Linked DNA regions of Mus musculus: region 1 is linked to region 2. A link is a loop called in an ENCODE intact Hi-C map of the cell type or tissue named here. Cell type or tissue: left cerebral cortex. All regions are shown on one strand. Links, peaks and the distances in the headings refer to the core of each region. The heading gives the core; the rest is flanking DNA. Region 1 holds the start of Fiz1 (Flt3 interacting zinc finger protein 1). Region 2 overlaps Ssc5d (scavenger receptor cysteine rich family, 5 domains).

Evidence for each region. Hi-C counts contacts between places; a loop is a spot of excess contacts. Peaks named below come from ENCODE experiments on the same cell type or tissue, not always from the same donor. Only the 100,000 strongest peaks of a DNase experiment are listed, where the experiment ranks them.
Region 1: a loop joins it to region 2, with 4 times the contacts of the local background. A loop is called at or near these places in 5 of 42 quality-filtered maps.

Annotation. Positions count from the first base shown.
Region 1 is chr7:5,007,421-5,022,278 of GRCm38, forward strand. It overlaps Fiz1 (Flt3 interacting zinc finger protein 1), which reads right to left and starts at 7,308. Exons shown (of 3, transcript NM_001110329.1): 1 at 7,205-7,308; 2 at 5,258-5,602; 3 at 1-1,785. The coding sequence starts at 5,569. The coding sequence ends at 595. Zfp524 (zinc finger protein 524) reads left to right here and starts at 8,088. Exons shown (of 2, transcript NM_025324.2): 1 at 8,088-8,140; 2 at 10,017-11,068. The coding sequence starts at 10,055. The coding sequence ends at 11,020. Zfp865 (zinc finger protein 865) reads left to right here and starts at 12,956. Exons shown (of 3, transcript NM_001290426.1): 1 at 12,956-13,235. In left cerebral cortex, for the core only: CTCF peaks have their summits at 7,182, 8,082 and 10,155 (motif pointing right); DNase peaks (open chromatin) are centred at 6,965, 7,413, 7,756, 8,338 and 1 more place; H3K4me3 peaks cover 2,638 bases; H3K27ac peaks cover 1,876 bases.
Region 2 is chr7:4,934,944-4,949,801 of GRCm38, forward strand. Ssc5d (scavenger receptor cysteine rich family, 5 domains) reads left to right here. Exons shown (of 14, transcript NM_173008.3): 10 at 1,320-1,883; 11 at 1,965-2,279; 12 at 2,522-2,689; 13 at 7,771-7,929; 14 at 8,608-9,885. The coding sequence ends at 9,821. Among named protein-coding and RNA genes, the nearest start is that of Ssc5d, 17 kb to the left of the region's middle. In left cerebral cortex, for the core only: CTCF peaks have their summits at 5,451 (motif pointing left) and 8,407 (motif pointing right); DNase peaks (open chromatin) are centred at 5,250, 5,403 and 8,456; H3K4me3 peaks cover 506 bases; H3K27ac peaks cover 266 bases.

The sequences.
Region 1 (14,858 bases), core at 4,641-12,640, 73 kb after region 2:
CTAAAGGGCCAGTCTAATCTAGTGTTCAGGATGGGGGAAGATCAGTAGGGTCAGACCATTCTGCAGTAAGGGAGACCTAATCTGAGAGTGGGTTAACTGAAGGTGGGGGGCATCTACCCTGATCTTCTTTCAGTACAGGAAGCAAAATTGGCGGAAGGCAGATTTCGGTTATACTCATTTTCTGGGGTCACCAGTGGCTGGCAGGTGTCATTTGAGGGGTTCCTGGAGGAGTCTAAGATATTGCCCCACCCCCATTCTCTAGATGAAGGATCTGGAATGCTGGCTCACAGGGTGGTTAAAATCATGGGGGTGCCTACATGTTATCTTCAGAGAGATGTTAGTGGAGACCCGTTTTTCATTACTATGTACCCAGTCTTGGAGGCCAGTTGATTTGAACATGCCACATTCCAGGGGTCTCAAAGTGAATAGTCTCTGTAGGTTTCAGAGAGAAATTCCCCAACAATTATGTTCTTGGACCCCCTTTGCTGAAGGATGTTTCACTGTGGGTTCTGGGTGGCACCATTTTTCCAGGCAGGGGCCTGGCTTGTCTTACGGTCTGGCTCTGGACTCAGTGGGCAGGGGTGTCCTGGTTATTCAGTCCATGCCCCTGTGTAGCTTCAGATGCCTGGAGAGGTTGCTAAGCGTGATGAAGCCCTTGCCACAGATGTGGCAGGGGAAGGGCCGCTCTGTGCCATGCAGCAGCCGGTGACGCTTGAGGTAGCACTCGTGGCGGAAGAACTTGCCACACTCCAGGCACGGGAACGGCTTTTCCCCGGTATGGACCAACACATGCCTTTCCAGGTCTCGAGGTGAACGGAACAGCTTCTCACATTCGGAACAGCCAAAGATCTTCTTGCTACGGCTGGAGGAGCCGGGTCCCGGCCCGCCAGCCGCCTGATTGCCCTCACCATCGGGGGCTGCCTCCCCGCTACCCTCACCATGGCTTGCACGCCGATGCTCCTCCAGGGCAGCCAGCGCTGCGTACAGCGCCCCGCAGTGGCCACAGCCATAAGTGGCTGGGCCTGAGTGAGCCTCTAAATGGCTGGCCAAAGCCGGGGCAGATGCGAAGAAGGTCCCGCAGTCGCACTGGTACAGTGTGTCTTCCGAAGATGCTTCGGCTGCTGCAGCCGGAGCCTGGTCATTCCCAGAGCCCTCGTCCCCCGGGAGCAATGCCTCCAGCTTGGGCACGCCTGCCCCGGTAGGGCTCAGGAGCAGCCCGGCGTCCCAAGTCTGGGGGGCGGCCCCCACCTCTGAGGCATCTCCCTCTCCTGCCACCTCCGGACCCCCACCCGAGGCCCAAACCTGCGTTGGAGGTGCATTGCTCCCCTGCAGGTCATGAGTGAGCTTGTGGCGTTCCAGCAGCGCAGGTGCGTTGAAGTCGCGCTCACAGCGAGGGCACTTGAATGGCTTCACATCGGTGTGTGCGGCCCAGTGGGCTGCAAGCTCCCGGCCATGGTCAAAACGCCTGGCACAGGCACCGCATGCAAATGGGGGCAGCGAGGCTGCCGCGGCTGCTGCAGCCTCTGCCAGTCCCCAGCTGGTTGCTCCTGCTCCCTCCAGGCCCTCTCCTCCACTGGACCCTCCACCTCCACAAACCGAACAGGGACCCACGTTGCAACATACTGAGCAGGGGGAGCTCAGGGGAGGCAGGCCGGGGCTAGGCTGCAGGGGAGAGGGAAGTGTGCCCCGGTGCTGCCGCTTGAGATGGCGGCCCAGGCTGGAGCGAGAGGAGAAGCGGAGCTCACAGACCAAACAGCAGTAGGGCTTTTCACCAGTGTGGACCACCTGCGAACGAGAGCAGAGGAAGGGCTGTCGATCTAGGCTCAGCAGGAGATGCCCAGAAAATGAACCCAAGCTCTGGCTGGAATCCAGCAGCTGGCTCTCCTGTTAGGTTACTAGACAGGCATCATGGGGGCCATTGAGAAGGAACCCTACCTCCTTGTCAAGGCAAGTTTCCCAAGTGCCCCTCATGAAAAGCTAAAATACCATAATGAAAAAGTAGCAGGGCTTTATCGAGGCCTGCTAAAAGAAAGCTACTCCCCCCTGGCCGAATGAATTGAGTCTGGGTTAGCGGCATGGCTCAGCCAGTAAAGGTACTTGCAGCTTAAGTCTGGTGACACGAATTTGATCCCTGGGACCCATATGGTGGAAGGAGAACTAATTCCTGTAAGATGAGCTGTGTGTGGCCCATCTTACCTTGTGGAGCTGGACTAGTACAAGCCTTTAATCCCAGCACTCGGGAGGCAGGGGGCAGTGGCAGGCCAATCCTGTGAGCTGGAGGCCAGACTGGGCTACATGGTGAAACCCTGTCCCAAACAACCAATGAACCAAACAAGAACAAAACATGGAATAAAAATATTTGGGGCTGGAGAGATGGCTCAATGGTTAAGAGCACTGACTGCTCTTCCGAAGGTCCTGAGTTCAAATCCCAGCAACCACATGGTGTCTCACAACCAATGAGATCTGATGCCCTCTGCCAGGGTGTCTGAAGACAGCTACAGTGTACTTACATATAATAAATAAATAAATAAACCTTGAAAAAAATATTTTAAAGAAAGAATAGAGGATCAGGGTTCTATCCCCAGCACCCACATGGCGGCTAACAGCAGCCAGTAGCTGCAGTTCCAGGGGATCCAGTGCCCTCTTCCTACCTCCTGGGGCACCTGCAGTGAAATGAAGTACAGACATACAGGCCAGAAAAACACCCACATAAATAACTAAATAAATCTCAAAAAGATCTGAATTCTATTTTGGACTCTGGGTGGAGACACAGCATTCTAAGCTTCACACAGCATACTGTTGTCGTCTCCCTAATACTTAATCCAAACTAGGCGGTGGTGGTTCACCTTTCATCTCAGAACTCAGGGGGCAGAGGCAGGTGGACCTCCAAGTTTGAGGCCAGCCTGGTCTACAGAACTAGTTCCAGGACAGCCAGAGCTGCACAGAAACCTGTCTTAAAACAACAAACAAACAAAGAAACAACAACAACAACAAGAGTTAATCCAATCCTGTCAATGACCTGGCCAGGAGGCAGCTGAGGGAACGGGCAGAATGGTTATCTCATTAGTGAGGTGAAACCCTTGCAGCCCTCAGAGCTCTTCCCTGAGTCTCTGTGCACTATGGTTCTTAACTCAGCCCTCAGAGCTCTCCCTGATGCAGCTGCTTATGGTTCTTTCCCGAGTCTGCGTGCACTATGAGTTAACTTGAAAGGCCCAACTCGTCCTTCTCTACCAGCCTTCTTGTCTCCATTTTTTTTTTTCCCTGAGACCGGGTTTCTCTGTATAGTCTTGGCTGTCCTAGAACTCACTGCTGGCCTCCAAGTCAGAGATTGGCCTGCTTCTGCCTCCTAAGTACTGGGGTTAAAGGTGTGTACCACCACCGCCTGGCTATTTGTCTTTTTTGAGACAGGGTTTCTCTGTGTAGCCCTGGCTGTCCTGGGACTCACTCTGTAGACTAGGCTGGCCTAGACCTCCGAGAGCCACGGGCCTGCCCCAGTCCCCAAGTGCTGAGATGAAAGGCGTGTGCACCACTGCAGGCTCCCTTTCTACTTCTGTCTCTTCTTTGGATACCGACTCAAGCCCTCAGTGTGCTTGCCCCCACACTCCGAACTTTCTGCCTCTCTGAAGAGACACCTCCCACGAGGCTGCTTACAGAACTTCACCCGTGAGCACGCCGTCTTTCTTGAACTAATTTAAAATGGTGGTCTTTCTCTCCCCTTACTGCTTCCCCAGCCCCCTTAAATTCTAGTAAGATGATTCTCAAGTTTCTAAGTCTGCTTTAAATTTTTCTTGTCCAAGACTCTAGGAACCTACAAAAGGGGACTCCATCTCCCCATGCCCAGCCCTGCTATGGGCCAGCTGGCATGTTCTCCATGCTGACCTCATCTAGCAACTGATTCCCACAGAACACAGCTACGGCCAGGGCTCTAGCATCCACAGGCTTCAGTTCAGTTTCTTCCTGTTGTAAAATGGACCACTTCACAGTGCCCTCACTGCATGATGCTCCAACCAGGTGGCTCTCCAGCAGCCTGTGTGTGAAGACACTGCTTGGTTCTGTCTGTTTCCTTTCCGTGAGCCAACCTAAGCTCCCAGGAGTCGAGCTATCATCCCCCCAGGTGCAAGTGACCTGGTGAGATGTTGACAGTGTCAGGAAGTGGACAGGATCCGATCATGCAGCTTCCACGAGGCACTCATTCCACCATGGTGGCATGGGGCTTTGTGGTGCTGTGCCTGCTTAGGCCTGGGGTGGGGTGTTTCACATACTGCTGTAACCCCTCACTTGTGCTCTCTGGGAGAACCCAATTAAGCCCTCTGACCCGCCAAACAGACCTTCTGTGCAACTGTATTCAGGTCTGCTGCTGGTGCCCTGCCTGGGGTGAATGTGACTGGTTTCTCCCAGGAACAGTTACTGCGACACCTGTGAGCACATCAGGGGCCTTCCCACCTCCCGGCTTTTGCACTTGCTGGTCCTTTGACCTACAATGCTTTTCCCAAGAGGACGTCTTACACTTCAAGTCTCAATCCGACACATTGTGCCCTCTGGTCTATAACAAGCTAATGTTCTCCTATACATTAATTTCTATTTTGTTGTCTGAGACAGGGTCATATGGTCCAAGCTGGCCTCAAACTCTGTAGCAGAGCCTGACCTTGAACTCCTGACTCTCCTGCCTCTGCCTCCAGTGCTAGAATTAGGAGATCGTATCACCATGCTCTCATTTTTTCTTTTTTTTTAAATTTGCTTCCCAACATCTCCCTTAGAGAACTCTTTTCTCAGAAACCGCTTACTTGCTTTCTCTTTTCTTTCTCTCTCTCTCTTTTTCTTTCTTTCTTTCTTTTCTTTCTTTTTTTTTTTTTTCTGAGACAGGGTTTCTCTGCATAGCCCTGGCTGTCTTGGAACTCACTCTGTAAACCAGGCTGGCCTTGAACTCAGAAATCCGCCTGCCTCTGCCTGGGATTAAAGGCGTGTGCCACCACTGCCTGGCAGAAACTGCTTTCTTTAACCTCTACCTGGTGCCTGATCATTTGTAGGCCTCGTTGAGTTCCCTTGAAGGCCTGTGTTCCATGTAGGGGAAATTGATCATTGTAGAATAAAGGAGGTGGGTGTACATGGACCTATTGGGTGTACACTAACATATTTTCAAGATGGTGTAAACACACGGCTGCGGGGCAAATTTACTAGCCAGGGCCATCACTAGCTGCCTTTCCCTGAGTGGAATGGAGTCCCAGTGTCTGAGCCACATGTGGCTCCCCGGACTCACCTGGTGGTGCAGCAGGCCAGTGGAGTCTCGGAATCCCTTAGGGCAGGCAGAGCATCGGTAGGGTCGTTCACCAGTGTGTGAGCGCAGGTGGTTAGCCAAGTTGAAGCTATGCTTGAAGCCCTTACCGCATCGAGGACATGCGTGGGGCTTGAGAGCCGTGTGTCGAGCAAAGTGGCGCCTCAGGTCTGATCGGTAACGGAAACTCTTGCCACATTCGCTACAGTGAAAGGGGACCCGAGGCGCAGTGGCAGATGGTGCTGGTCCTGGAGCAGCGATGGGGGCAGGAACCACAGGCAGCGAGGAGTCTTCCATGACGGAAGGTCCGGAGGTGGCTTGGGGCTTTCTCTGGAGTACAAAAGAGACACCAGTAAGAGTCACCTCTCCATTGGCCATCCCTTCCCTCGGCTCTCTTGGCTCAGAAGCAGTTGGCCCAGGTAGACTCTCAAAGTGCTAAGCCACCCCCACCACCGAGCTGCAACCACTACCCTTTAAAATTTTCCCACTCTTTACAAAGCCTCCTCGTTCTCTAACCTTCCTAGCCACGTCCACGTTGTTTTCTTCAAAAGGTGTTCTCAAGCTCTCCCTCAATCCTCTCCAAGCCTGCGCACTACAGACTAAGGCCCTCCTACTGTTGCTTGGGCGTGGGCTGCCTCTTTCAAGCCCCTCCCTCTCTTCCCTAAGCTCTTGATTCTCTTTTAAACAAGTGCCTTCACCTCGTGCTTCTAGGGAGCTCACACTAGTTCTGTAGTTTCAGAAACAAAACCTTTTTACCAATGAAATGGGAATGCCAGTGTTTCCTTCATACAGTGATGGTGTGAGCTAAGTAAAACTGTAGCAAGCTGTACAACGCACTTAGGAAAGCCGAGGCACAGGAAAGACGTAACTGAGCAGTTTGACCAAGTTCCTCTTAGTTTCTTTATTCTCATATGCTTCTTAGTTAACTTGACTTTTCTAAGTTAAATCTTCACTGAGACTTGCTTCCAAATCCCACCTAACTTCTCCTTCAAATAAGTCACATTTTTCTATAATCACCTCTACTTCGCTATTATATTCTTAGCTTGCCGCCAAGCCCCCCCCCCAAGCATTTTTACCTTCGTGATAAAAACCTGATAGTTCCACTAAAACTTTCCAAATTGCACACCTAGATCGCTGCCCCCCCCCCCGCCCCCCGTCTTGTCTTGTTGTTTTTTCTTTCTTTCTTTCTTTTTTTTTTTTTTCGAGACAGGGTTTCTCTGTATAGCCCTGGCAGTCCTGGAACTCACTTTGTAGACCAGGCTGGCCTCGAACTCAGAAATTCGCTTGCCTCTGCCTCCCAAGTGCTGGGATTAAAGGCGTGCGCAACCACCGCCCCGCTAATGCCCCCACCCCCACCCCCTTGTCAAGGTAAGCTTTTCTTTAAGTCACACCTCAGGCAAACTTCACACAACATACTCTGGGCCTCTGTTGTCTTACTGGACCCCAGTTTTCCCCTCATCTTACGAAGTTTCTTCAATTTTTCAACCAAGGCCCTTTCCCCCATTTCATGAGATTCACGCCTCTTTGCTAGGCCCCACTTTATATAAACCTCTCCATTTTCTAACCAGTCTCCACACTTTCTTGAAACCCCTCCCCTCCAACTATAAGCCACGCCTCAACAAGCTACTCCTCCAGTTCTGCCCCGCCCCGACCACCTTAAGCTCCGCCCCTCCTGCGCCCTACGGTGTCTGGTGCAGCCGGCCCCCACCCCCACCCCTGCTCGATCTTGCGAACAAGGCCCGGAAAACTGGCCCTTTGTACCCCTCTCCCTGCCCCTACAAGGTGCAGTCTCGGGCGCCCGAGTCGGGGGCAGGTCAAGCGGCCCAGGAACTAGGCAAGACCACCTTGCTTTTGCGTTGCGGAGGTCCTGGAGACCAGGCAGGCCTCCGGGGGGCCGGGAAAGTCTGTCCGCTTTCCTGTTTAATTACTTACACCTCCCTCTGGGCGCCGACATTTTGGGTAGCGGGGTCAGCGTCACTTCCACCTGAGGGGCCTCTCGACTTCCGCCTCAGCTCTCTTCTACGCCCCCCCAACCCCCCTTTACCCCTCCTTCTTGGCTTCTCTATCCCGCCCCCGCCCCGCCCTTCTGTGTTTTCCTTTCCTATTTCCAGCCGCGGAGGTTAAAGAAGCTAGGCTAGCGCCATCTTTGTTGAGGGCAGGGCAGGGGCGGGGCCTAAGTTACCCGCGGCGCCATATAGACTAAGGGCAATACTCTCAGCGTGCAGCATTTCGTAGCCCACGGTGCGGTTACAAAGAGTTAACATAGATGTGTTTAGATAAGATTGCTTTTTTTTTCTAGTCTTTGACTTCTGCTGGGAAGGATGCGGGAAGAGGGAGAAAAATCCAAGTGGTCAAACTTGTTCAGAGTTAGGAAACACCAAGCACCATTTTACTACTTTAACTCCATGGCTCTTTGAAGCTGATGGGCGCCATATTAATTAGGGGCACTTAGCAGCCATTTCCCGCTTCTCATCTATCCGGTACCTGTATTTGATTGGGTCACCGGGTTGGGAAGGCTTCGTGGGAGGAAAGGCATTTTTGCAGGTGGTTGGGGATTTTTGTGCGTTGTCACTGGGCACACGAAGGCGCCTGATACGCAGGCGCATTTGTTGCTAGCGTGTCGGGGCCTTGGGACCCAGGGCATCCTCTTTGTTCCCCGCGGGCGCTGGCAGCAGGGAAGGGAGGGAGGGGCCCCCGGCTTCCGTGCCGAGGGGCGGGGTCCAGCTCACGCTCTGCTACCTCCCACACCCCCGCCCCGCCGCCGCCTAGGGGCTGGGCCCCCTCTCTCCCGCCCCTTCCCACGCTTCGGCCCGTCGCCCCCGGCGCGCGCGCGCGTACACACGCGAGCCCAGGCAGCATGCAAATGAGGTACCCAGAGGCGGGGGGCCCGGGTGGGGGGGATGGGGGAAAGAGGGTGGTCCCGGCGCGCGCGCATAAGCGCGCACCCGGCACCTGTTCCCAGCTTCTTTGCTCTCTCCTGCGCACGTCGACCTCGCGCCCCGCCGAGCGGTCTGGGCTCGCGCGCGCAGACCCCCTTCTGGCAGCCCCTGCCACCAATGTCCCCGCGCCGCTCATTGGCCACCGTACCCTGAGGGCCCGCCCCGCTTGCGGGCTGGGCCACTCGCGCCTGACAGGCACGCGTCGTACCGGACTTGTGGGTGGGAGAGGGTCGAAGAGCCACTCTGTCACTTCATAGGTATGTTTCAGAAACTCAGCTTCTTGTCCAGGCTTCCTCATCGTGCGAACCATATGATCCTGGACAAGTTGCTTCTGTGTGGACCTCATGCTATGTGCATATTAAAAGGGGGTGCAAGTTTTGGGGGTGTAGCTCAGGCCCAGTATGTGTGAGGCCCTGATTAGGATAGCCAACACCACACACAAAACTTTAAACCAACCAAACAATAAAATAATAAAAAGAGGGGTGCAGGGTCCCCCGACAGAATCTGCTGCTAGCTGCACCTTTGACCTTTGACCCCAAGTACACTCAATTCCTACTATCCTGGGATCTTGTGGGCACTGGGGAAAGTCCTGGAGCTTTCTATTTTCTAGACTGTGCACTAAGGACATTTTTGAAGCTTCCTCATTCCTGTCGATTCTCCCAACAACCTTGGTATATTGACTTTATAGAGAAGGAAACAGACTCAGGCAAAGCCACTTGTAGAATCACATGGTGATTGTTGGCCAAACTGGATCCAAATGAAACCCTTTGAAAATGTTCCCTCAGAGGATTGCTGTGAGGCTCAACGACCAGTGCTGTAGTGCTGGCTCTTATGTTCACAGCATGTCTGGGTTAGTAGGTAAAACCAATCAAACAAACCAATAAACAAAAATCCCCGATTTCCATCTTACAAAAGACACAAATAAGCTCAGAGAAGTAAGGATCTTGGCTAAGGTCACACAAAGGAAGGGACAGACTCAGCATTTGATTTCTGGGTATATGACTTCAAAGCCCAGACTCTTAGCAACTTTCATATATATCTTTCACAAATCAATAGCTTTTGGCTAGGACTTGTCTCTCTTCATGCCCCCCCATCTCTGTGGGGAGCAGGAGCCTTTTGAGACCTTTGTGACCCAGAATTTGATGGGCTGTTTCAAGGCCTACATTCTTAGCTGGATTTTTTCAAAAATTTATTTATTTTTGGCTTGTTTTGACTTTAAAGGCTTTTTGTAGTTATGTTGATGTAATGAAAAACTATGACCATAGCAACGTATAAAGAAAGCGTTTTAATTGGAGGCATGCTTATATTTTTCAGAGGGTTAGTCCGTGATCATCTATCTTGGTTGGGAGAATGGTGACCAACAGGCTGACATGGTGCTGGAACAGTAGCTAAGAGCTGACATCTGATCCATAGGTTTGAGGGAGGAGGAGACTGGCTTGGTGTGGGATTTCGAAACCTCAAAGTTCACACCTAGTGAAACACTACTCCATAAGGCCACACCTACCACATCAAGGCCACACCTCCTAATCCTTCCCAAACAGTTCCACTAATGGATCCAAACACTCAAACATAGAACCCTGGTGGGAGAGGGGGATTCTTATTTAACCTCCATGAAAGAAAAACTAGATCCAAAGGTTAAGAAGTTATGGGACACCCTTTGGTGGAGGGCAGTCAGCATGTCTTACTAACTTATACAGAATGTCTTATATGGATCTCAAAAGTCTTTAGAAGGAATAGGTGAGATACTGGGGTACACGGGGGCTTAGACCCTCACCACACTGACACCGCCCCCTCTCTTCTCTTAGCCGGCTCCAGTACCCAGACTCGAGCTCCCCACTTCTCAATGGACAACCCCAGCTCAGACCCGTTGCCTTCAACTTTGTCTGGGGAGGAAGAAAAACCTCTGGCCTTACTGCCTCCTGTTCCCCGGGGGCGCCGAGGCCGACCTCCAGGGGGAGCCACCACCTCCAATCGGACTCTCAAGTCCTCCCTCCCTCGAAAGAGGGGCCGTCCCCCCAGATCAGAGCAGGAAACCCCGTTGACAGCACCAGTGGACAGCGGTGGCAGCAGCGATCTTCTGTTGATCGATGATCAGGGTGTTCCTTATACAGTTCCTGAAGGGTCAGCAGCAGATGGGCCCCAGGGCTCTGGTTCCAAGAGGGCTCCGCACTTCTGTCCCGTGTGCCTGAGAGCCTTCCCCTACCTCTCTGACCTGGAGCGCCACAGCATCTCACACTCAGAATTGAAGCCACACGTGTGCAAAGATTGCGGCAAGACCTTCAAACGGTCCAGCCACTTGCGGCGCCATTGTAACATCCATGCTGGCCTTAGGCCCTTCCGTTGTGTGCTCTGCCCTCGCCGTTTCCGAGAGGCAGGGGAGCTCGCACATCACCACCGCATCCACTCTGGTGAGCGACCTTACCAATGTCCCTCATGTAGGGTGCGCTTCACCGAGGCCAATACTCTCCGGCGCCATTACAAACGCAAACACCCAGAGCTTGTGGGGATGCCTGTGCGCCTGTGCCCCCCAAACCCAAGAACCCAACCGCTGTGGGACGACGACGAGGGCATCCCTGTTCAAGAAGGGGTACAGGAGGAGAGTCCTGAAGGAAAGGAGCCTACTTGGCCCATATCCTCCACCACTTCTCCCCTGTCTGGGTTTACAGCAGGGGGTTCAGCTGGTGCTGGGCGCGGGCAAGAAGGCCAAGACACCCTTGTTTCTGGTGGTATTCCCACCATGGAAGGGGATCAAAAGCAGGGACCTAAACCTCTGGGTCCTGGTGCCATTGGGCACCCTCCTGTGGACTGAGAAGCTCTGGGAGGCATGGGCTGTGGAAATAAATCCCTGCCTACTGACTTCCACTGTGTGTTCAGTCATGGTGCCTGTCCCTTTCAGTGCTCCTCCATTACCTTGCCTGACAGTGGTGTGTGTGCGTGATTGGAGACAACCCCATCTCACACATCTCCCTAGCTTGGTGCCAAAGAACCAATGACTTGGAACAAGCCTTTGCCCAATCTGACCTCCACCAGACAAGTACTACAAAAATTTTGACCTACTATGCAAACGTGAGTCAAGGCTCCATCCTAGTTAAATTCTTCCAAATTCTCCATAGACACTTTTTGCTCCCATTTCTTTTCCAGAGAACTTCTTATTTGGAAAGAAAAACTAAGTTGAGGGCTTGATGTATGGGCCAATGGCCAGCTGGAGGGTGTGATTTGAGGAGTGTGAACAGCATCGACCATCTCAATAGCATTTAGAGAGAAGGGTGTGAGCTTGAGAAGGCAGGGCTGAGATGATGTTCAAAACTTGTGCAGTAAAAACTTAGGTTGGAGCTGCCCAACCCAAGAGGAGGCTGAAAATTTGTCTGAGGGTCAAAGAAGTTTAGGCTTGGCTGGCAGAAAGCAATTTAGAGGGAATGAATGGTATTTAAATGAAGGGTGGGGCTTAAAGGAAATACTTTCAAAATGAAGCAGAGTTCAAGATTGTTGTTGTTAAGAGATCTTTTAATAGAGGCTTGCGAAGCTGAGCCTTCAATCCCAGCACTTGGGAGGCAGAGATAGGCGGATTTTTGAGTTCCAGGCCAGCCTGATCTACAGAGTGAGTTCCAGGACAGCCAGGGCTACACAGAGAAACCCTGTCTCGAAAAAACAAACAAACAAACAAAAACAAAACAAAAAGAAAAAAAAGAGGCCAAGGCTTAACTGTTAGACGTGACTGCCATTCAGGCCATGGAGAGGGAAGAAAAACAACAAGGGAGAGCTTGGATGCATAGAATTAGGCTTAGCTGTCTGTAGTGTAATGGGGCTGAATTAAGAAAGATTTATAGAGCTCTGAGTGGCTAAGTGTAAAGTGTGCCAAAGCTGTGGTTCTCATCTAAGAGTGCATCAGAAGTGTTTCAATTCAAATGGATTCCTAAGATCCATCCCAACGCTTTATATTCAGTAAGTCTGGGTTAAGAGTTAAAGAGCATTGAGCTAATTGATGCCAATGGTTGCTAACAACTAACTTTAAAGGAATGCTTTCAAGGTGCGAGGCAGGACTACATACAAGTCATTAAAGAGTCATCACTATAATCCCAGAATTCCTGAAGGCTCTGGTAGTATTGCTGCAAGTTTGAAGCCATTATAGCCTATACAAGAGTTCAAGGCCACCCTGAAGCCCGGCGTGGTGGCGCACGCCTTTAATCCCAGCACTTGGTATCCAATGGCAGGCGGATTTCTGAGTTCGAGACCAGTCTGGTCTACAAAGTGAGTTCCAGGACAGCCAGGGCTATACAGAGAAACCCTGTCTCGAAAAACCAAAAAAAAAAAAAAAAAAAAAAAAAAAGGAGTTCAAGGCCACCCTGACCACAGTGTGAGGAGGCTCTGTCTCAAAAGAAGAAATAAATCAAAAGGTTTAAAACAACAACAACACAAAAGAAAACCGATGTCCCTTATATGCAACAGGCTGTACAAAGCTTTTTTGTGTAAGGGGCAGGATTTAGAAGGGGGCGTGGCTTGTAGGTGTGACCCGTCTGAGAGGCTGGAGTTCCAAAAGTAGAGATTTGGAGCGAAGAAAGAATAGAACAAACTAATCGGAGGTGCAGAAAAAGGAATCCGACCGGCCTATAACGGGACGTTCAGAGATGGGCGTGGTCCAGCCTAGGAAGCGAGGCTTTGGCTTGAGACCCGAGTCTAGGGTGCGTCCTAACCGGAAGCCTGGAGCCTGTGGGTGGTGCCCTAAGAAGAAGCGGGCGCAATGGGCGCATGCGCACTAGGCCCCGTTCGCCCACCGGAAGCAGCCTTGGCTGTTCCCCTCCCGTGTCTAGTGCCGGCGTAATTTCCCTTACCCGTTCCTCCGCCACCATCCTCCACGCCGGCGCTTGGGGGAACGGGCGCGACTTCCGCTTCCGGGCAGGAGGCGCGGGGCTGGTGGGGAGTTGAGGGGGAAGGGGCGGCACTTCCGGTTGGGCCCTCGGGTCTCCCCGGAGCGGCGGCACCTCCTCCGCCTCCTCAGCCTCCTCCCGGCGGAGACCCCAGCGCCGGTGAGTGACTGGGTGTGCGGCCCGGGGACCCGGGTTCCTCGGGGGCGGGGGGCCTCGCCCTGCCCTGCCGCAGTCCCCAGAACGCACCCCCCCCCCAAGAATGTCAGTGCTTCACTGCCGGGCCCGAGGCAGGGGATCCCCAACCACTAGTCCCCTACAAGATCACTCCAGATATCTTACCCGTAGATGCCCCCTAATACCGTGGGATGGCTAACAGCTCGATTTCATTAGTAAAGAACCTCTCAAGTGCCAGGGCCCCCCACGAATCCTTTCCCTGCCGCCTCATCAGCTTCCTCCACGAGATCCTCTGCTTGCCACCGGCTTGGCTGTGCTTACAGGGTAGCTGCTCCTGAACCCTCTGTTCCTATCTACTGTAGGATTGCTTCCAGGGGGTGTAGCATTAGTACTTTGTGACTAGGGTTGCCCCCTACTATGTCTGACCACACACAACCCACTCCCCATGCCCTCTTTGTGGGTGCAAAAAATATTTTCTATTCTGGCCCATGCTAAAAGTGCGTTTTAAGGACCTTTTCCTGCAACTGACCCAAAAAGACCTCTTCAAATTCAACTCCCCCGCCCCCCCCCAGGGGGACAGCTCCCTCCAGAGTTTTTTAATACCATGGCCTTTTACCCGTTTAGGGAGAAACATCTGCCTGGTTAGCATCAGATTCTCATGAAACACTCCTGGCCCACTTCCCCCCCCTCCCCTCATCCTGGCTTCTGCAATCCCAGGACAATGCAAGTTAGCAGAGAATGTTCCTTCCCGGAGTATCAGCAGCTCTTGACCCCATCTTTGGCCAAGTCTCTTGACATTGTCCCCAAACTTCCTAGGAAAGACCTGGCTCTGCTTACATCTTTTCCCATAGGTTTTATTCTTCGCTGAATGAACACCGCCATTCTATACCCAGGCCTTGCAGTTTCAGAGAGGAGAGAGATGCAACGAGCCCTCATTTTACAGGGTGCTTACAGCCTAGTTGAGAGGCAGATCAGAAACAGTGCTGCTCTGTGGGTTTTCTGAGAGTCTGGTGAGCTACGATGTGAATGCTTAAACACAAGATTTAATCTTGCCATTCACAGATCTGGGGAACAGCTGATCCAGAGGTCCAGAGGTCATGGCGATGTGGTGTGGGAGAGTAGCAGTGAGTTTGGACCAGAATCAGAGAAGGCTTGATCCAAAAAAGCCTTGGCATAAATTGCCTGGCTTTTGGTCAGCGCTACCGAACTCATAAGATTCTTCCCGCATTCACTTGTTCCTTGTTCACACTTTCAACACCTGATTAATAAGCATCTACTTCATACAGAGAATAAAATGGGCAAAAATTCACATCGAGTGCTATGTTGAAGAGGCAGACATTAGAAATGAAGCTATGTGGGGGTGGGGGACATAGTTCAGTCAAGAAAGTGTTGTCCTGAATTCAGATTCTCAGCACTTACATAAACAAACAAACAAACAAACAAAACCTGGGCATGCTGGCACATGCCTGTAAGCCTGTAATGCCAGCACTGGGAAGACAGAGACAGGAGGATTCCTGGAGCTCACTGCCTAGCTCCAGATTCAATGAAAGACTGTCTCAAAGAAAGGAGGAAAGGAGGAGAACACAGTTGAGGCCACATGACACTGGC
Region 2 (14,858 bases), core at 4,560-12,559:
AAAAACATAAGCAGCTGATACATTGCTAAGAGATGAAGCCCTTAAGGCAGCAGTTTTCAGCTCATGGGTTGTGACCCCTTTAGGGGTTGAAGGAGCCTTTCACAGAGGTCACTTAAGTCCTGGAATAATCAGCTAGTTATATAATGATTCATAACAGTAGTAATATTACAGTTATGAAGTAACAACAAAAAATACTTTTATGGTTGGGGTTTACCAAAACTAGAGGAGCTGCATTAAAAGGTGGAAGTGTTAGGAAGGTTGAGAACCACTGTCTTAGGGTGTGTGCCTAGGAGTGGAGTAGCTATCCTGCATTTCCCTATTCCTTGACTTTAAAAAAAATTGACTTTATTATTTTTAACCATGTACATGCATTTGTGTGTATGGCACTCTTCCCTGCTGGGCTGTCCCTCCAGCCCCTAGCCCCAGCTTTTTGTGGAATCTGCACGCTAGTTTCCCAGAGTGGCTACACCACTAGACACTCCCACTAAGCGTGAAGGAGGACTCTGTTTCCTATTGGCTGTCATTTGTTTCCTTGATGATAGTTTTTCTGACTGGGATGAGATGGGATCTCAAAGTAGCTTTAACTGTTGTACCAGGCTCTTAATGACAGTTTTAATCCACCGGTAACGCAGATGACCTCTGATGGATCGCATGACAAAAACCCAAGGTTATGAAGAGGGGAGAGAGGCAGGTAGGGGTGAGAGAGATAATTAGGGAACAATGCACTGTAGACATGCTCGCAATGCTCAGGGGGCAAGCACACTTAGTATAGATTGCCTTTATTTAGTTTTTATTTTATTTTATTTTATTTTATTTTTTGTTTTTTTAGATTTATTTATTATATGTAAGTACACTGTAGCTGTCTTCAGACACTCCAGAAGAGGGCGTCAGATCTTGTTACAGATGGTTGTGAGCCACCATGTGGTTGCTGGGATTTGAACTTCAGACCTTCGGAAGAGCAGTCGGGTGCTCTTACCCACTGAGCCATCTCACCAGCCCTATTTAGTTTTTAAGTGTGCAGGTATTTTGCCTGCAAGTGGATCTGTGCGCCATGTGCTTGTCTGGAGTCCTTGGAGGCCAGGAGAGGCCACCAGACTCTCTGAGATTAGAGTTACAGACAGTTGTGAGCCACTATGTTTGTGCTAAGAATCAAACCCAGGTCCTATGGAAGAGCAGCAAGTACTCTTAGCCACAGACCCATCTCTTCAGTCCAACAGACTTCTATTTTCTTAAGTGAAACGAGGGCGGAGGGTATGGGTTAGCAGGACAGGACGAGACCTTCCCCATGATCTTATCTCTCCTCCCTCCCGGTCTCCTAGGGACCCCCGGCCTGGATACCATCTCAGACCCTTTCAGTTGGAGCTGGCTCCCTGGGCTGGGTAGAGATCAGGATGCCTGGCTCCCAGGAGAGCTAACCACCAAACCTTCTGCCAGTCTCACCTCCAGTGTGCCACAGAAACCCACAAAGGTTCCAGGGAAAGCTCCCAAGAGTACCAAGAAGTGGGTGACTAAAAATGCAAGGAGACCAACCACTCAGCCCCCTGGGATGCCAACCACCAAACATTCCAGGGCCCCAGGCACCCCAACCTCCCTACATCCAACAGCACGTACCTCTGAGTTACCAAAGAGACTGACCACTGAGGCTCCCCACAGGCAGACCTCACATACCACTGTAAGGCTGACCCCTAGGGTCCCCTGGGAGTGGACCTCAGAGCCTGTGGTGTCACAGTCCACTCAAGGTCCCCAAGAAGTGACCTCTGAGGCCACCACAACGGAAAACCCTCAGACCTCTTTGGAGCCATCGGGTGAGAACACCGAAGGCTCTCTGGAATCATCCCAAGATCCAGCTACCACCCCAACTGCTGGAGTCCCTGTGCCATCAGGTGAGTAGTAGAGAGTTAAAAGGGTGGGGACAGGGAGGTGGCCCTGTACCTCCTAACCTGAGAGCCTCCCACCTCCCCCAGGTCCCTTCCGGGTTCGTCTGGCTGATGGGCCCAACAGGTGTGCTGGCCGGCTAGAGGTGTGGCATGCTGGACTCTGGGGAACAGTCTGTGATGACAGCTGGGACATCCGGGATGCCACAGTGGCCTGCTGGGAGCTGGGTTGCGGAAAGGTCCGGCCCCGAGTAGGCAAAACTCACTATGGCCCTGGCACTGGGCCCATCTGGTTGGATGACATGGGCTGTAAAGGAAGTGAGATGTCACTGAGTGACTGCCCCTCGGGGGCATGGGGGAAGCACAACTGTGACCACGAAGAAGACGTGGTGCTCACCTGCACTGGTACCAGGGAACAGTGAGGGAGGCCGAGGTGGTGGAGTTAGAGTGGGACAGAATGGTGTCTCGTGGGCTAGAGGGGACTCAGCGTTGGTGTCTAAAGGTCTAAGGAGCGGGCTGGAGGGGGCTCAGCATGAGAGCAGGAAAGGGTTACTTCAGGAGACTCTGGCAGGGAAGGGAAGCCCGGGGGCGGGGGGGGGGGACCTCAGCTAGCAGGAAGAGGCACAAGCTACCTGTCTCTCCCCCAGGCTACACGGGTGATGACGATTATCCTTCCTGGACCTGGGACCCTACTTCCGGAGAGGACCTGACCAAAGGGACCACAGTGGCTGCGCGGCCTGGACATACACTTTCCTGGGCTACCACTACAAACACTGAAGTCCCCTCTCCAGCAACACAGAACCTTCCAGACACGGGTGAGGGGCTCAACCTGGGTGCATATGCCAAGGCATGTGTGATGAGGTCAGAGTCAAAATGGTGGAGCTCTATCCACAAGCTCCTTTACCTACCGGGCGATGGCATCCGCCCACTTTTGTTTTGTTTGTTTTGTTTTTGAGGTGCTATATCTTGTATCCCAGACTGGCCTTGAACTTGCTATGTGGCTGAGGTTTGCCTTGAACTTCCTGTCTCCCCCTCCCAAGTATTGGCAGTGCAAACATATGTGCTACTGTGGTCAGCCATAAAGATCTCTCTAACAGCTAGCCTAGGCCTCCATGTCCTGGCAGGCTTGCCTAAATGTGTTCCACTCTTGGGCTTGACAGTATTCACCTTCTCCAGAGTGCAATGGGACAGCATGTGGCTCAGAGCGATCAGAGGGCATCAGCTAGTACTGAGCCTACCAAATCGACCATGCCCCTCAATCCAGAGCATGTGCAGGAATGACCCAGAGCCCTCAGCTCAGGGTTGTCCTGTGAGCACATGGTTCCACCGTCAGCAGACTCATACCCAGTCTGGCAGTCCATGTGTTGTCCTGGTCAGGCTCTAGGTCAGACACAGACAGGACCCTCCTGGAGCACAGGTTCTAACTCCTGCCCTTCCCAGCCCCACCCATGAAAGTCAGTGCCTTACATGACATCTGTCAGTCCTTCTGCTTCTCCATGGCTTCTGTTTTGCTATGGTCTGTGTCCTTCCACCCCTGATGCTAACCCAGGGATCTCCATCCACCCTGGCCCCTACATCTTAGAACTCCATTTTGCTTTTCTCCTGGTGTCTTTCTCCCATTGGATTCGTTCCCACTCTCTTTTCCTCTTTAGTACTCTGTTTTTCCCAGTGCAGTATCTCTTGGTTTTTTTCATCAGTTTTTCTTTAAAGTTCTATACTCCTTCCACACCTTTTACATTGTTTAAAGTTATTATTTTATGGGTATGGTTGTAGGCATATCTATGCCATGTGCATACAGTTCCCACACAGGCCAGAAGAGGGCACCAGAGTCCTGGCCAGAAGAGGGCACTAGTGCTCCTGAAACTGGAGTTATAGACAGGCGTGAGCAGCCACATGGGTGCAGGGAATTGAACCTGGCTTCTCTGGGAGAACAGCCTGAACTCTCTGTCCAGCCCCTGTATCTTCCTTTCAAGTCACCATCTCACCCCATTTCTCAGTAGTTTGCTTTTTCTTTTTTCTTTCGTTGTCCCAGCTGGCCTAGAACTCCTGTTCTCCCCCTGCCTCCACCTCCCCAGCCCTCGGGTCACTGGGCATGTACCACCTTGCCCGTCACTCACTGTATTTCACGTGACTTCCTCTCTTCTTTCCTTCCTGGGTTCCCCCTCCACTGTCTTTTTCAGACCCTCTGCTTTTATCTCCTCCCTTCTGTAGCGTTCCCCCTTTCCTTCCTTTTTCTTTGTTAGATTGATTGATTGTATATGTGTGTGCATGCACACCTGTGCTCAGGGCCATATGCCACAGTATGTGCTCGCACACGCACTCATATGTAAGTGTGTATATGCATGAGTATACGAGCTCATATGTGTGTGTGCACACTTGCATGCGTGGATTCGTGCTTGTGTGTGTGTCTATGTACAACCTGCAGGAGTCAGTCTTCTCCTTTTACCATGTTGGTTCCAGGTATACAACTAGAATTTTCAGCTAGGTGCCGATCCATCTCATCTGCCCTGTCTCTAATTTATTACTCCAGCTACCTGTCATTCATGTCCCTCTTTCCTCCCGTCCCCTTCTTGAGACAGGCTTTTCTTTTTCTTTTTAAGATTTATTTATTTTATGTATATGAGTACACTGTAGCTGTCTTCAGACACCCAGCAGAGGGCATCAGATCCCATTACAGATGGTTGTGAGCCATTACAGATCATGTGGTTGCTGGGAATTGAACTCAGCACCTCTGGAAGAGCAGTCAGTGCTCTTAACCGCTGAGCCATCTCTCCAGCCTCTTCCCTTCCCCTTTCTTTTTCTTTCTTTCCTTCCTTTTCCTCTCTTACTTTTCTCTGCCCCTCTACACTTTTGAGCTGTTCTTTTATAGCTCTAGCTGGGCTTCTCTATGTACCCGAGGCTGGCCTTGATCCCCTGACTGCACCCACCAATGCTAGGATTACAGGCACGCATACTCCAACTTCTTTTCAGTCAGCTACTGCCATGTTCTGAGTCGCACTATCTGTTTTTTAATTCTGCTAGCTTCAGTCCTTTCTCCTTCTCCCTCTCCCTCTCTCTTTCCTTCTTTCTCTGTTTGTGTCTCTTGACCCTCATTTCAGTGAGAGAGGACACTATTTGTGCCCTACCCGCTGCATTTCGCACCCCTGTTTCTCTGTCACCCTCATTTCTCTCTGCATACACCGTTGAATGCTCCCTGCCTCTTTGTGTGTGTCCCTCTGCCTGCCACTGATTGGAGGGTCTGCTTGCATCCTTTCTGGAACCCAGCATGCACAATCAGGCCTGCCTAGGTAGGTACCTGCTCTTCTGCCTAGCACCTCCTTACGTCACGGAGTGCTGCACATTTTGATTGGCCACCAGGATCCCTGTTCTCCACCTGTAGAGTTGAACTAGGGAGCCAACTTCAGGAATGTATAACGTGGATCCAGGAGTACCTCTTGCTGGTATCGAGGTTGATCGTTAGAATGCTGGAACCAGAAGTGAGTTCTTAGAGACCCCGTTCCTTGTTCAAGTGCAGCTGCATTTGCAGAACTTACATTCTACACAATTAGGGCAGTTTCTCTGTCCTGCAGCGCCCCCTCGTGGTAGAATTGAGCGCATGGTGAGGCACTGCCCACTGCAGAGACAGCTGAGGCAGGGGGATCCTTGTAGGGGGAGCAGGGCAAATAAATTAGAAGTACAAACTGTACAAGCAAACTCTTGGGACAATTTTATGTATCAAGGGTTAGAAGAAGGTGTAGTAGTAGGATGAGACTGTTTCAAACAATTTATATGTGTCTTATGTATATATGTGTGTGGTATGTGTGTAAGTATAACTATATGTAAATGCTTGTGTGTGTCTCTGCAATGTGTGGACAGTGTGTGTGGAGGCGAGAGGACAACATCTGGTGCTATTCCCCAGGCACTATCTAAACCTTGTTTTTATGAGACAATGGCCTTGAAGCTCAACATTGAGGCCAGGCTAGTGATGCATAAACCTGGGAGATAGCTCTGTCTCTGTCTCCCTACCACCGGGATGGCATACCCAGCTTTATATTTTCTTTAAATGTGTGCTCTGGGGCTCACACTCCGTTCCTTGTGTTTGCAAAACAAGTAATTTACAAACTGAGCTATCTCCCAGCTCTTGTTTGCTGCCGAGAGCTTCTTTTTTACCATAGCCTAAGCTGGCTTGGAAGTCACTGTGTAGTTCAGGCAAGCCTTGAACTCTGAGTGGTAGGATTATAGGCATGCATCATGATGCCAGCCTAATGCCATTCACTCGTTGTACTGGGATGATGTGTGCTGCCACTCAAAGCACAAGCCTGGGCTCTGACTCACTTAGCTGACTCCAATCCAGACAGCACAGGGACAAGTTGTGTGACTGTGCGTTCCAATCCAACGTACAGAAGGCCCGCGTCGTCACCTATAACAGAAAACTCTGCTTACCGAAACAATTCATAGGCTCAGGATCCCAAGGTGGTAATGATTATTTATAGAAGAGAAACCAAGAAAATCCTTCCAGAAATGTGATATTATCCTTCAGCAGACGAGAGCAAGAAGAGAAGTGTTGTTTAATTAATTCATGCGTGTGCCATGGCTTATGTGTGGGGTCAGAGGACAGCTTCCACGAGTTGTATTTTCTACTCCACCATGTGGGTTTTGGCAGGGTTTAACTGAGGTCATCAGGATGTACAGCGAGCAACTTTACCCACTGTTCCCAGGAAGGGAATTCTCAAGCGACCAAAGGCCTGTGGGAGAAAACTCGCATAGTCACATGGTTAAGATTCTTTTTAAGGACTTATTTTGTGGTTCAGGCATGGTGGTGCATACCCTTCATCCCAGAACTCTGGAGGCAAAGGAGGTGGATCTATGTGAGTTTGAAACTAACCTGGTCTATATAGCAAGTTCCAGAACAGCCAAGCTACACACACACACACACACACACACACACACACACACACACACACACACAGCTCAGTGAGACCAGAAGAGGACATCCAATCTAAACCTGGCATTACAGGCAGGTGTAAGCTGCCTGAAGTGTGGGTTGGAAACCCAAAAGATGCTCTTAACCACTAAGCTATTTCTCCCACCTCAGCAAGGGTAGGCTTTAAGCTCTAAGAAGGGCCTCCATGGATCTCTCTGGCTGCTAGAACATCACCACAGATCTAGTGGCTCATGTTCTTGATCTTCTGTAGGTCAGACTTCATGGGTCTGACTGATCTAAGATCAGGCAGGGCTGATCCCTAGGGGAGAAGCTGCCCTCTTGACTTTTCCAGCTCCAGCCCCTTCCTTCGTCAAAGCCCGGAGTGTGTTGCCTTTCTCTGGGCTTAATCGTGTCTTTAGTCTTTCCCCTGAGATTCACCCTGGAAAGGTTTGTGTATTCTAAGTATTTATGAGACTCAGGAACGTTTTTTCTTTTTGTTAATTATTTATTGTCACCCATTTATTTATCTATTTATTTTAACTGTATTATGTTTGTGCATGTGTGTATGTGTGTGCTATGGCTTAAAAAAGGCTGCTTGGGACAGCATGATAGTTCAGTAGATAGGATACTTGGTGACAAACCTGACAAGTATTGTTGGAGCACACATGGTGGAAGGCACACATGCACTAATAAATACATGTCATTTTAAAATGTAAAGGGAGATTGGAATTCCAGGCCAGCATCAGCTACATGAGTTCAAGTTCAGTGTGAGCTACCTGAGACTGTGTCAAAAACAATATTGCTTTGAACGGAATCAATGCACGCATTTGCTTTATGGGATAACCTCTTCAGGTTCTGCGTTTACTAGCCAAGAGCATCCTGACCGGTGACAAGGTGACATAGGCTGAGGGGCTGAATGACGGGTGAGCTGTGGTAATGAGCAGCAGGAAAAAGTGGAAGGAGGACTCAACTCTCTTCCTCACACATCTGCAGATGACCAGGGAGGTTATGAGTCTTCCTGGACGTGGGATACACCTTCAGGAAGGGGTCTGTTCAAGGGGACCCCCACCACAACCAAGCCTGGATCCACAGTTACCACTAGCACCAGCAAGAGTCCCGGCCACCCCTTTCCAGCTCCAAGGGCCCGTGCAGGTGAGGCATGGGCAAAGAGGCCTGGGGAGTATGTGTCCTGGGGTACAGAGATGGGCTCCAAGCTCCTAGGGGTAACTACTTCTTACTTCAAAGATCAAGCAGAGAGACAGCCTCGAACTCACACACTTCCTCCTGCCTCTGACTCTAAAAGGCTGGGGTTGAAAGCATGGGCCACCACGCCTGACTAACTCACTTCTTTTCATTCAGTTTAGAACCCCAGCCCAAGCGATAGATATGGTTGTTTCTCCCTCCTCAATAAAATCTCTCTGTAAACTCCCATATAGACATGTTCAGACCTGTGTCCCCTGGGTGATTCCAAATCTTGTCAAGTTGACAGTGAACGTTAATTATCACATAGAGTCTCACTGTGGGTGTTTCCTAGGAGTCTTCTCGTATCCCAAAGCGTGTTCATCTTTCTGGTCCCCTGGGCTCTTTCTCCACTCTGTACTTGTAGGCATCTGTGTTCCCCGCATAGGCCACCAGGTGGCGGCAGGGACCTCGCAAGAGTTGAGGAGGAGGGGCACTAGGGCCTGGTGAAATCTGCCGGTGACCCATGATGTCACGAAGATCTTTGCCTTCCCATTGGTCTTCTCCTCAAGGGACTTTGCGGAATACGTAGATAGGGCAATAGGGCAGACTGACCTCTGACCGATCTGCCCCTCTTTTCTCCAACTCCAGGTTCACCAAGGAAGCCAACACCTGAGCGCCGGCCGCTGCCCACCTCAGCCACCACCTCATCTCCTGCTTCCTCCTCTTCACCAGAGCCTTCTGGCTCACGGCAGACCTCTGGCTCCTGGCCACAACTCATCCCAGACTCAAAGCAGGAGGGGACCTCTAGCTCCCCCAAACCATCTCTACTCACCCCAGGACTTCCCTCCCCAGCAACCTTTGCCTTGTCCACTCCTAATACCAGTTTGCTTCCAACACGTTCCCCAGAGCTTTCAGGCAGCCCAACACCCACCTCCCCTGAAGGGCTAACCTCTGCCTCCTCTATGCTATCAGAAGTGAGCAGGCTTTCTCCTACCTCAGAGCTGACTCCAGGACCTGATACAACACCAGCACCTGAAATAATCCCAGAAAGTTCTGACTCCTCAGACCTCCCCATGAACACCAGGACCCCCACACAGCCGTTTACAGCCTCTCACCCCACCAGCATCCCTCAACTCAACACAACTTCTTACCCCACCATTGCCCCTCAACCTACCACAAACCCTCAGCAACCCAGGAGCCCTCACCCCGCCACAAGTCCTCAACCTCCCACCAATACTCACCCTTCCTCAACCCCTGCCACCCCTACAGAGTCCCTTCCATCCTCCCGAAAGACAGAACTTTCCTCTCCCACTAAGCCTAGACTAAACTCAGAGTTGACCTTTGAGGAAGCCCCATCCACAGACGCATCCCAGACGCAGAACCTAGAGCTCTTTCTAGCCTCGGAGTCCGGCCCCTCCAGTCCCTCTCCAGCCTCAAACTTGGACCCACTACCCACAGATGCCTTCAAACCACCCAGAAGCCAGACCTTACACTCAGCTTCAGACCACCTCACTCAAGGGCCAACCCCTAATCACAACCCAGATCCTTTTGGGCCATGTGTGTCCCCATTACCACCAGTAAGGGTCATGGCTTGTGAGCCACCTGCCTTGGTGGAGCTGGTAGGTGCTGTGAGGGAGGTGGGTGACCAGCTGCAGAGACTGACCTGGGTCCTGGAGCAGGACCGGCAGGAGCGCCAAGTCCTGGCACTGGGCCTAGCCCAGTTGGTAGAGGCTGCTCAGGGGTTGGGGCAGCTGAGTGAGACTGTAAAGAGGCTAGCAGAGGTGGCCTGGCCCCCCAGCACTCCTGTGCCCATGACCACCACCACAGAGGAGGAGGAGAGGCCTCTGAGGGGAGATGTGTGACCCACTCTGAAATTCACGGTGCTTAAGATACTCTTAAACAAAAGCCAACGTATGTACAATCGAAGTGTGGGTGTTGTTACTGGGGAGCAGGGGCTCTGGAGGGACAGAATTACAATGCTGATCCTAACTTGTCAATGCCATCTGTGATGGCGTTGGAGATCATGGTGAGGTGATGGCAGTTGATGGTCATGTGCTCACGGTATTGATGATGATGGCAGGGTGACAGTGGTGTTGATAGGGATCATGGTTAGTGACAGGATGGCGCTTATGGTGAAGGTCATGGTGATGGTCACAATGCTGTGATGGTGGTTGGTGGTCATGGTGGTTGTGATGATGGGATGATGGCAATAATGGTGTGATGATGTCAGTGGCGATGAGCGTGATGACAAAGATGGTGTGGTGGTGTTGTGGTATAATGATGAAGATGGTGGTCACGGTGTTACCGATGAAAGCCGTGATTGTGTGTGGATGGTGATGGTGATGTTAGTTGTGAAGGTTATGATGGTGTGGGGGAGTAATTTTGTGGTGACTCTGGTGATGGCGTTGATAACAGTGATGATGGTATTGGTGGTGGTGGTGATGGTGAACTGTGGATGGTGGTGATTACAGTGGTGATGGTATTGATGGTTATGGTGAAACACAGTGAGTGTGATGGTGGTAGTGATGAAGAGGTGATGTTGGTAATGGCGGAGACGTGATGACACTGATGTGCTAGCAATGCTGGTGCTAATGTTGATCATGCTAGTGGTGATCATTATGACAGTCCTGGCATTGATGAATCTGTGGAGGCAGGAAGCTGTCTCAGCCATGGTGTGCCCAGCTTTAAGGACAGAGCACACAGTTCATGAGTCCAAATAGGTGGGATAACATCGTCATATGGACAAGCACTTATGGGGTGTGTCCGTATCAGACTCTGTTTGAAGCAATTCTCACCCTTCCTAATGCTACAACCACTTAATACAGTTTCTCACGTTGTGGTGACCCCCAACCATAAATTAATTTTTGTTGGTACTTCGTAGCAGTCATTTTGCTACTGGTACAACTCATAATATAAACATCTGATATGTGGGATGTCTTGTGTGACCCCTGTGAAAGATGACCCTCAGGTTGAGAACCGCTGGTTTAGAGGCTCTGCAGCCGGCTGTCATTCCATCTCCGTTAACACTGGCTGGGGAGGGTACTGTTACCACAGCTCAGCAGAGGAGGAGATGCACTCTCAGCCTGGATGCCGGGTGGAGTCCTTGCTAGGGGTAGTCCTGAGCCAGCTACTGAGCCTCTTAGTCTCCGTTCCCCACCTATAAACGGGGATAATAATAGTGTATGTCTCATGGGCATGTGGAGATGACTGGACGGGAACATTTCTGAGCGTGCTTAGGCTCTGCAGGGTACGTGGTGAGAGTGACTGATCTGTTGTCCGTTTTGTGCCCCAGTCCCTGCAGCAGCCTTGATTGGCAACCCAAATCTGTCTCCTCCAGACCCTTTTGAGAGAAGGTTCCATGCATGTAGCCTAATCTGGCATGTCATTCAGTGTGTCATGGATGCCCACGAGCTTCTGACCTTCTTGTCTGCATCTCCCAAGTGCTAGGAATGAAGATGTACAGTATCATACTTGGTTATATGCACCATTGAAGGTTGCACCTAAGGCTTCATGTATACTGGGCAAGCATTCTACCAACTGAATTTCATGTCCAGTTCAGATAGGATTATGTGGCCACATCGAACCAACTGGGCTTGTGTCTAGTCTTGCAGCCTGTATATCTCTGGAATTTTTGTTCATTTCTCAGAGCCTCAGTTTTCTCCTCTGTAAATTGGGAATATTAATCACACTAAGCCCACAGGATGAGGATTACCACTGAGTCAGTTCATGGACAGGCAGAGATGCCAGGTGGTACAGATCCACTTATGAAGACTGCACCCAGGGCTAGTGAGATGGCTCAGTGGGTAGACACTTGCTATGTAAGCCCTGATGGTCTGAGTTTGGTGCCTGGAACCTAAATAATAGAAGGAGAGAACCAACTCTCATAAGTTGTTCCCTAACCTCCATATGCACCCCCAATAAAGTAAATGAATTAATGGAAAAAACCCTTAAAAACAGAAGTGATCCCAGACACAACTATGGCTCTCTATGCCTAGCATGTGAACTCTGTGTGTGTGTCACACACACACACACACACACACAGAGACAGAGAGAGAGACAGAGAGAGAGATAAAGAGAGAGAGACAGAGACAGACAGATAGACAGAGACAGACACAGAGAGAGACACACACAGAAAGAGACAGAGACAGAGAGAGAAGAGAGTACTCTCCTTAGGACTGGGATTTCAGGCATGCACCACCTGAAAACTACTTCCCATCCACATCACTGCGGCCCTGCAAGGGAGGAGTCTTAATCTGCTTTGCAGAAAGGACTCAGGGCCCTCTAGCCCATCATCAAATCCACACAGTAGAGCTGCAACCCAGCCCTGGGACAACAATGGCCATGCCCCTTCTTTGACCTCATCCTGGGGTTCCAGATTAGGACTTTTATGACTCGCCCATCTTAGTGACCAGTGCCTTCCTATATCTGCACCTCTTCTTACTGGTCTGAAAACTGAGGACCAGCTTAGAAGACACTCCACCCCTCTAACTCCAGTTCTGACCCCTGAAACTGTGGCCAGGAAACCAGTCCCTCCTTCTCTTCCCAGATCACGACTCAGAGGTTACTGAAGGTGATGGAGCCTGGCGCCCCTACACTCCTGTAAAGGCCAGTAGGGTCCAGTTACTGATTTGGGCAGGGAATGGGATAATGCCCAGGGGTCTTAATAGATGGACACTCTGGTCCCGCCAACAGGCAAAGGCATATGCAGGGAACTCTCTGGTCCTCAAATCTCATTAAGCCAAAGACTTAAATAACTACTGAGAGCTAAACTTGGGAGGATAGGGCTTCTGCTGCCTTCTCCTTCCTGTCCTGGCTCGTTAGAGTGTCATAGAGCAGTACCCCAGATTGGAAAGACAGCTGTCTCTATCCCTGGTCGGGATCAGGTGGACCCTAGCTACAGATCATCTCTCTGAATCTGCCAGAGAGCCCAACTTGGGGGACAGTCTTTGTCTTTTCTGCAAACCAGAGGTGTGTGGATGTGTGATGGGTGTTCTAAGCCAAGGTCTCTTTACCCCTGGATACCTTCTGCTAGCCCCAAACAAGTGGGTACCTAATTACTCAGTCATCCTATCCTTGTTTGGCTGAGCAGCTAAGCCCAAACATCTGGCTCCAGGGCCCACAGCCAGGATGGGTAGCCAGCCCCACCCGCTGCTGGCCCTGACCCTCGACACCTCCCTCAGGACAGCTGAGCTCTGTGTCTGCTTGCCAGCTTGCAACAAGCCCAGAACAGTAGCTGCATAGAACTAGCAAGCTCAATGGGTGTAGATAAACTATAAACTTGAGCTCCACTAAACACACACACACACACACACACACACACACACACACACACACACACACATCACAGCATACACCACACACATATGCACACATACACATCAAAACACACCACACATACACATCAAAACATATAACACACACACACACACACACACACACACACACACACACACACACACACACACACACAAAGCAGGAGCAAAGACAATGTCTCCAGTCAGATAAAGCAAGATGTGTATCTGTCATGATCCACCTGGGCTATGACTATTGACAGAGAAAACTCTAAAGAATGGATCAGATAAACCCCGGTGCTAGGAAGCCTATTCAGAACACTGGGTCTGTATTGCAACATCACACCCTGAACTGCGGGCACGAAACATCCAGCGTCGACTCCTCCGAGGTTGGTCAGGAAGCCACTTCTAAGACCTGTCAAAACCCCCTACATCTTAGCACATGTAGTTAACATTTGTTAGCTGGGGCTGAGGATGTGGCTCAATTGGTAGAGTGCTTGCCTTGCTTGCACAAGGCCCTGTGTTTGATCCCCCACACTGCATAAATTGGGTTTAGTGGGTGTGTGCCTTTAATCTCAGGCCTAGGGGACAGAGGAAGGAAGATTAAAAGTTGAAGGGCATTCTTGGCTGCATAGGAAGTTTGAAGTCAGCCTGGCTTACAAAAGACTGTCTCAAAACAAATAAACCAAGCAAGCAAGCAAGCAAGCAAGCAAACAAACAAAAACCTAAAAAAGAAACAAACGGACAAAAACCTTACCTATGAAGAGGGCCACTGGGCTTTTTGTCTCTCTGTACTAGGCTATTTGGCTGTGAGTTTTGACCTTCTTTCCTGCAAGAGGCATGGGTAGTGGGCAGTTGTTGTTGTTTTTTTTTTTTTTAAGTTCCTAGTAGGTGGCATACACCTTTAATGCCAGCACCAGGTGGATCTCCCATGCCTACATAGTAAGACCCTGTCTCAAAGAGGGGGCGGGGTGGGAGAGAGGCAGAGAGATAAAGAAAACCTGACCTTGAACTCACAGAAGCTCACTTGCCCAGCTTGTATGTGTTTTGCCTGCATGCGCGTCTGTATTCTGAGGGTGTGCCTGCTGCCCACAGAAGCCTGAGGAAGGAAGGCATCAGATCCCCTGGAACAGGAGTTATCGGTGGCTGTGAGCTGCCACATGGGTTCTGGACCCGGGTCCTCTGCAAGGTCAGCAAATGTTCTTAACTGCTGAGCCGCTTCTCCAGCCACCTGGCCGTGAGCACATTAAGATAACTGTCGTATTCATCGTGATCTAACCTAAGACTGTGTTCTGCCCACACCACCCCCACAAGTGGAAATCCATGGCTCTTAGCAGTCTTAGCCTCAGGACCTCAGCTGCTACCTCAGCAGCTCCTTTCTGACTTACTACAGGCCGTCGTCTGTTCTAGACATTTCCTGTGGCTGCAGTTGCCACCTGTGGTCCCCTGTAGCTGCTTCTGTGACCCTCGGGAGGGTGTGTGCCCCGTCCATTCCTCTACCGGGCCTGGCAGCCTCCCATGCACAGATGAGCCACACGGGGTTCATGCATTGGTTCGTCAGATGTTTGAGTTGTCTCCACTCTCTGGTAACACTGCTGTGACCATGTG